2 separate regions of the Mus musculus genome follow, and region 2 is linked to region 1. The links are chromatin loops, found by intact Hi-C in ENCODE. Cell type or tissue: heart. All regions are shown on one strand. Each heading gives the region's core, and the rest is flanking DNA. Links, peaks and the distances in the headings are about the cores only.

What was found. A loop is a pair of places that touch in the nucleus more often than their neighbours do. Peaks named below come from ENCODE experiments on the same cell type or tissue, not always from the same donor. Only the 100,000 strongest peaks of a DNase experiment are listed, where the experiment ranks them.
Region 2: it touches region 1 in a loop (2.3-fold over the local background); 4 of 42 quality-filtered maps call a loop at or near these places.

The regions. Positions count from the first base shown.
Region 1 is chr1:33,906,295-33,909,204 of GRCm38, forward strand. It overlaps Bend6 (BEN domain containing 6), which reads right to left and starts at 1,327. Exons shown (of 7, transcript NM_177235.3): 1 at 1,272-1,327. Dst (dystonin) reads left to right here and starts at 1,931. Exons shown (of 103, transcript NM_001276764.1): 1 at 1,931-2,158; 2 at 2,705-2,739. The coding sequence starts at 1,978. In heart, for the core only: CTCF peaks have their summits at 707 and 1,354; DNase peaks (open chromatin) are centred at 1,337 and 1,577; H3K4me3 peaks cover 2,171 bases; H3K27ac peaks cover 1,455 bases; H3K27me3 peaks cover 123 bases.
Region 2 is chr1:33,671,036-33,673,945 of GRCm38, forward strand. No RefSeq gene overlaps it. Among named protein-coding and RNA genes, the nearest start is that of 1700001G17Rik, 2.7 kb to the left of the region's middle. In heart, for the core only: a CTCF peak has its summit at 1,637 (motif pointing right); a DNase peak (open chromatin) is centred at 2,706.

The sequences.
Region 1 (2,910 bases), core at 246-2,745:
CCCCCCCCCCCCGCCCCCCTGCATAGCAGATAGGAATACAGTTTCTTACTGCAGTGGGCTGCAGTGTCAGGAGCCCTTCAGCTCTGTGCACGGGATGCAGAAGTTCCAGACAGCTCTGCTGACTGCCAGGGACCCGTGAAGCCTGTTTGGCACCCAGTGCTCCCCGCAGTCTGACAGTCAAGAGTCTCACCTTCCTCAGTGTCGGCAAGCAAGGTGCTTTCCATCCTCAGCCTCAAACAACAGAATGAGTGGCATATAATAGCAATCTGTATTTGTTTTAGGAGGCCAACATGCAAATAAGAGCACATTTTCCTGTGCTTTCCGTGCTTATGAACCTGGCATCAGGGCTAAGCAACATCTTTCCGCATTTCTTTTAATGCTCACACTTGATAATACATCATTCACCTATCAGTCACTAATGGCTACACATTTTTGCAGAACTGAACAGTTGGTTTCATATAGTTAGACAACAATACACACATTCCTATCGATTCTTCAATTGACTTTTGGAATTTTACGAATTATTTAGTTTCAAGCCAGTTACTAGAAATTGCACAAATGTAATATTTCATTTGTCATATGTCATATAGTTAATTTAAAAAATACAAGTCAATGAAAGAAAACAAATCATCCAACTCCCACAGGGAAAGCCAGTTTGCCTTAGGGGCAAGCAGGGCAGAGCACTGCACTGGCCCGCTAAGGCCGCAACACGCTGCAGGCGGCCACTGCAGCTTTGGCTTTCTCGCCAGGTGGCAGAGGCCCTCCGCAAAAGAGCACACCGCAGCGCTCACGCCTTGCCTTCTTCGTTGGCACCGAATCAGCGATCACTGTCAAGTGTCCAGCCCACAACTGCGATACAGTTTTTGCGGATTGTAACGGAATGTAAGGGAAGCTGGAAAAAAACGGCAAAGGGGAGAAGGGTGTGTACCCGAGTGTGACCGATCGCCGTTGTCTGACAGTGCCTAAAAATTTCTCCTGCAGTATCTACAGGCCAATCAATCACCAACTTCCTTCATCCTTCATCATGTCAGATCCTTACATCTAAAATCACCTCTCCCTACAAAGCCAATAAATGAATCAGGGTTCTTTGACCGTGGCAGAGCTCACGTCTGGGCTGAGAATCAGCACCAAGTTTGGGGGTGGTAGGGTGCAAGCCTGCAGACCGCGGCGTGCCGCCTTTCCTAAGATTGGACCAGCTTGGAGATGGCCCTTCCAGGTGCTCGCGCCTCCATGCGCAGGGACTACCCCCGCCCCCAAACCAAATAGCTCACCCTGCTGCATCCTCCGAGCCCCAGCCTCCGGGCGGGCTCAGGGAGGCGGGAGCCCGGGTTCCCCCCGGCTCCTTGGCGCCCCCTGACGTCGGCCTCCAGCAGAAGGTCCGCGGAGGCTTACACAGGCGAAACCCGGGGGTCCCCGCGCACCGCCGCCCGGCGCGTGGCCTGGCGGGCCGCGCGCGCACCGAACCGACCTGCTGGAGGGCGCGCGCCGCTCGGTCCCGGCCCCAGCCATGCGCGCGCGCCCGCACCCGCGCCGCCGCTGCCGCCGCAGCCCGTGACGTCACCCACCGAGCCCCCCGCCGGCTCGCCGCGCCCCGTCCCGCCCCACGTGCGCCGGCTTCAGGACGCCGAGGCCCCGGGCGGCCACCCGATGATGCTCCCAGCCGGCTGCGTCCCGGGCGGGGCTGAGCCCGAGAGCTGCGCGCGGGCTGGGGCGCCTGCGGAGGGAGGGGCGCGGCTCTCGCCGCTGCGCCGCGTGCTGAGTCATGGCGAGAGCTGCCCGCTGCTCTCCATCAGTCGTTCCGGGGCCGGCGCGGGGTGTGCAGCCATTGGGCCGCGCGCGGGGCCGCGAGCGCCGGGCTTGACGCGCTGAGCCGCGCTCGCCCCTGTCCGCCGCGCCCGCCCCGCGTCCCGCGCCCCGCGCCCCGCGCGCTCTGCAGCCTTAGCCCCGCGCCGCACGGCCCCCCGCCTCGCCCGCACCATGATCGCCGCCGCTTTCCTCGTTTTGCTGAGACCCTACAGCATCCAATGTGCTCTCTTCCTCTTGTTGCTCCTGCTGGGCACCGTCGCCACCATCGTCTTCTTCTGCTGCTGGCACCGCAAGCTCCAGAAAGGGAGACATCCGATGAAATCGGTCTTTTCGGGTCGTTCCAGAAGCAGAGGTAAGACACGCCGCCGCTGGGTTCTTCTGGGCAGAAGCGAGGTTCAAGCCTTCTCTGCCTCTTCTGCCCACTCAGTGCCCACTCCTCAAGCTAAGTGCATTTATTTATTTAACGCGCCCTGGCCCTTTGGCCTCACCTCCATCCTCTGAGTCACCAGGTTTGGATAACCACGGAGATTCGGAGGTCCTGGAAGGAAGGATCAGGCTCCGATTCTTAGGGTCAGTTTGCTAGAGCCCAGAAGGTAATTGTAGGGGAGTCCTGGGCTGAGGTACTCGTATCTTTGCCAAGCCTTTGCTGGAGCTTAGGAATAAAAAAGTAAGGCGTGATGATATGGGCTCCCCTCTCCCAACTTTGCTGGAACTTCTTGCAGAGAAATCACCTTAGAGACAGATGGTCCAATACTCTCTCCGCCCCGCCCCAATATGCCCACGGAATTGGAGAGAGACACCTAGAATGTGCTTTCCCGAATCCAGGTAAGTGATCAGTAACTCTTTAGGCTGAGAACAAGGAGTTAACGGAGTCTCGTTTTCCCTCTTTTCTCCCCAGATGCTGCTCTGAGATCTCATCACTTTCGCTCTGAGGTAATTTATTTAGCGCACACTCTCAAGGTCAGAGTAGCTTTCTTTCCTGAGTACCAGCATTAATCATATACGTGTTTAAAAAGCCAGTAGGGCACCGAATGGGAAGCCTGCAGTCCCTAAGCCCAAAGTGACATGCTTCTTAAGCAATTCCATAGTCACGCCTGGGGCGCA
Region 2 (2,910 bases), core at 283-2,782, 240 kb before region 1:
AAGTGAAATCACAAAGAATAAAAAGAAAACAAAACTAAATATCTGAATATATAAAAACATAAAGCTGGGCGTGGTGGCGCACGCCTATAATCCCACCACTTGAGAGGCTGAGGCAGGCGGATTTCTGTGTTCAAGACCAGCCTGGTCTACTGAGTGAGTTCCAGGACAGCTAGGGCTACACAGAGAAACCCTGTCTCGAAAAAAAACAAAAAAAAACAAACAAAACAAAAAAAAAAAAAAAAAAACATTAAATTGTGCAGCTAACAAAACAAAACAAAACAACAACAAAAAAAACATTAAATTGTGCAGCTAAAAAAGTCCCCAGAATTATTTTTCAGTCAGAAAGAGTATGAGTTTATTAGAGAAAATGTTAACAGGAACTGAACAATTAGCTCATAAAAGTATGAAAATGTTTATTACTACTGTCGGCAATGAAATTTTTTCCTTGCAAAATTGGCAAATATTTCACAATAAAAGAGCTCACTGTTGCCACATATGTCGTTCCCTTGAAGTCCCACCCTCATTCCTTATGATCCCCATATGGTGCCATTATTTTCTCCACACTCTGATTATAAAACAAGGTCTCACTATGTAAGCCAGGCTGGTCTGAAATGGCACGTGTAGATCTGGCTGACCTTGAACTGACAAAGAGCTGCTTCTGCCTCACCAGTGCTAGGATTTAAGGCACGTGCCACTGTGCCCGATTTATTTTTATGTTTATAACCCTCTACCACAGACTTTTCCAAACATGAACCACTAAAAAATATTGTCTTCTTTAAAAAAATGCACCTATGAGTCAGCCAATTTTGTAGTTTCAAATGATTTAAGGCTTGTTAAGAATTCCCTGGCTATTTGATTTTAAGCTTTTTTTTTTTTTTTGACAGCCACTTTGATTTCTCTTCATGTACCCCTTTATACTATTAGGGTCCAAGAATTGCTAAAGAGAGACCCTAGACTCAAATGGCATGCAAAGGTGCTTATTCTGCAGAAACTGCCAGCAAACAGCATGGCATGAATGGTCAACCATTCATCCAAATGTCAACGGCTTGAGGGGCTCATAAGCCCCCTTTGATGCAGGGCTAGGGGAATTTTCCAGAAGGGTAAGGTAACCTCTAATGTGATTGATAGGAGTCAAAGCAGTGCCATTAGGACAAGTCTGATTGGCTGCTATATTAGTTCTATTATATTTAGTGAAACCATGAAGAGTTTCAGAGACCAGCTTGGCTGCGGCCTTGTTATCTCCTCTGGCCAGGTGTCCCAGAAATGGAATCAGCTGGAGACTTATCCTCCCTAAGTCAGGGCTGTCACTGATCAACGGCCCATTGTCAGTGGCTTCCTTTGAGGAGCTTGGTTTGCTTCCCAGGGAAGTGAAAATTCTTATCCCCAAGGTGTTTGGACCTTTCAATACAATCTCTTAAACGCCTACCTTCAAAGTTAAAATATGACATAAGTAATGTCATTTTATGACTAATTCATAAAGAACTAGAAAAAATATGTTTAACCACACAAAAATCTTATTATGCCATGGAATAGCTGCCTTTACAACATACCAAAAATCTATTTTGTTTTTGTATATATATATTGGTAGGGGTGGTTTTGAGTATTTATGTGTTAAATGCATTGACAAACAGAGGCCAGAAGAGGGCATCAGATGCCCTGGGACGAGTTACAGGCTGCTGTAATTCACCAGGTGGGGGCTGGGATTGGAACCTGAGGGCTCTGGAAGAGCAGAGAGTGCTCAGGACTGCTTGAGCCATCTTTCCATCCCCCTAAAAACCTATATTTGATCTCAGAGAAGAAAATAGGCTGAGTCTATCAGCTATGCCAGCGTCGTAATTTCCTAGTATCAGGGTAGGTCACTGCACACTATATAAATTGTTTTCTGTATCCAGAGGCAATTGGAAGGTTGACATCCCTGTCCCAGCAATGATATGGACATCTCAGAGATGCTGTCAGTGAGCTCTCATACATCCATCTCATCAACAATGATGGATTAATATAATGGCCCCGGCAAAAAAGACTGAGCAAACTATGGACACTGATTTCATAAAGGGAAAAATATATATATACACAAGCACAATTTTACTTTCGCTAAACCATAAGCAGTCACAAGCAGGGACGACTGTGCCACTTCTGTAACCACAGCTCCCGGATTCCAAGAGCCTTTAATAATTATTTATGAAACGAGATTGATGAGTCCTGGAAAGATGCTGGGTTCGGCTTCACATTAAACAGATGGTTTGAATCAAATGTGACTCTAACCTAAGAAACTTCGAGCACTCATCTGAAAACTGTATACGCATTCCTTCTGGAATGACTCGGCTCCTCAGTTTATCCCAGAATAAAGCACAGAGCACCTTTTGCAGCATAATTTCCATGAATCATTGCTGAGCACCAAGCACGGAGCCGCTGCTGGACAATACCAGCTGCAGACCGTCTAACCCAGCTGGCATTCACCCGTAGTTGACGTCGTTGCCCCAGAACTATTGTGTGGTGCATTACACAGTTGAGGGTTTAGTCGCCATATTTGGTTAAGTCAGAGTGCATCCCTGTTCTTTTCCAGTTTGGGTTATGTTATCCTAAAGGGAGGATGTGCTAAGGATCTTTACCAAGAGAGCATCTGTGACCACAGCCCTTCCAGCCCTGCTCACATGGAGTCACAGGAAAAGAAGTCTTTCCAGCAGAGTGGCTGACCCATAAAAACTTGGCCACCTTCTGCTCCCTCCACCCTCCTGACTTCATTTCCTATTTCCGAGAGTTTGGCTATGGAAAAAGTCTAGAAACAACCATCCCGTTCTTTCTCCCTTGGCTTCCATCAGTGAAGGTCAAGAGAGCAGGAGAGGAAACATTCCCTTAAGAGGTACTACGGGGAGGAAGAAATGGCCTCCCAGATATAAGCACGGTTTCTTT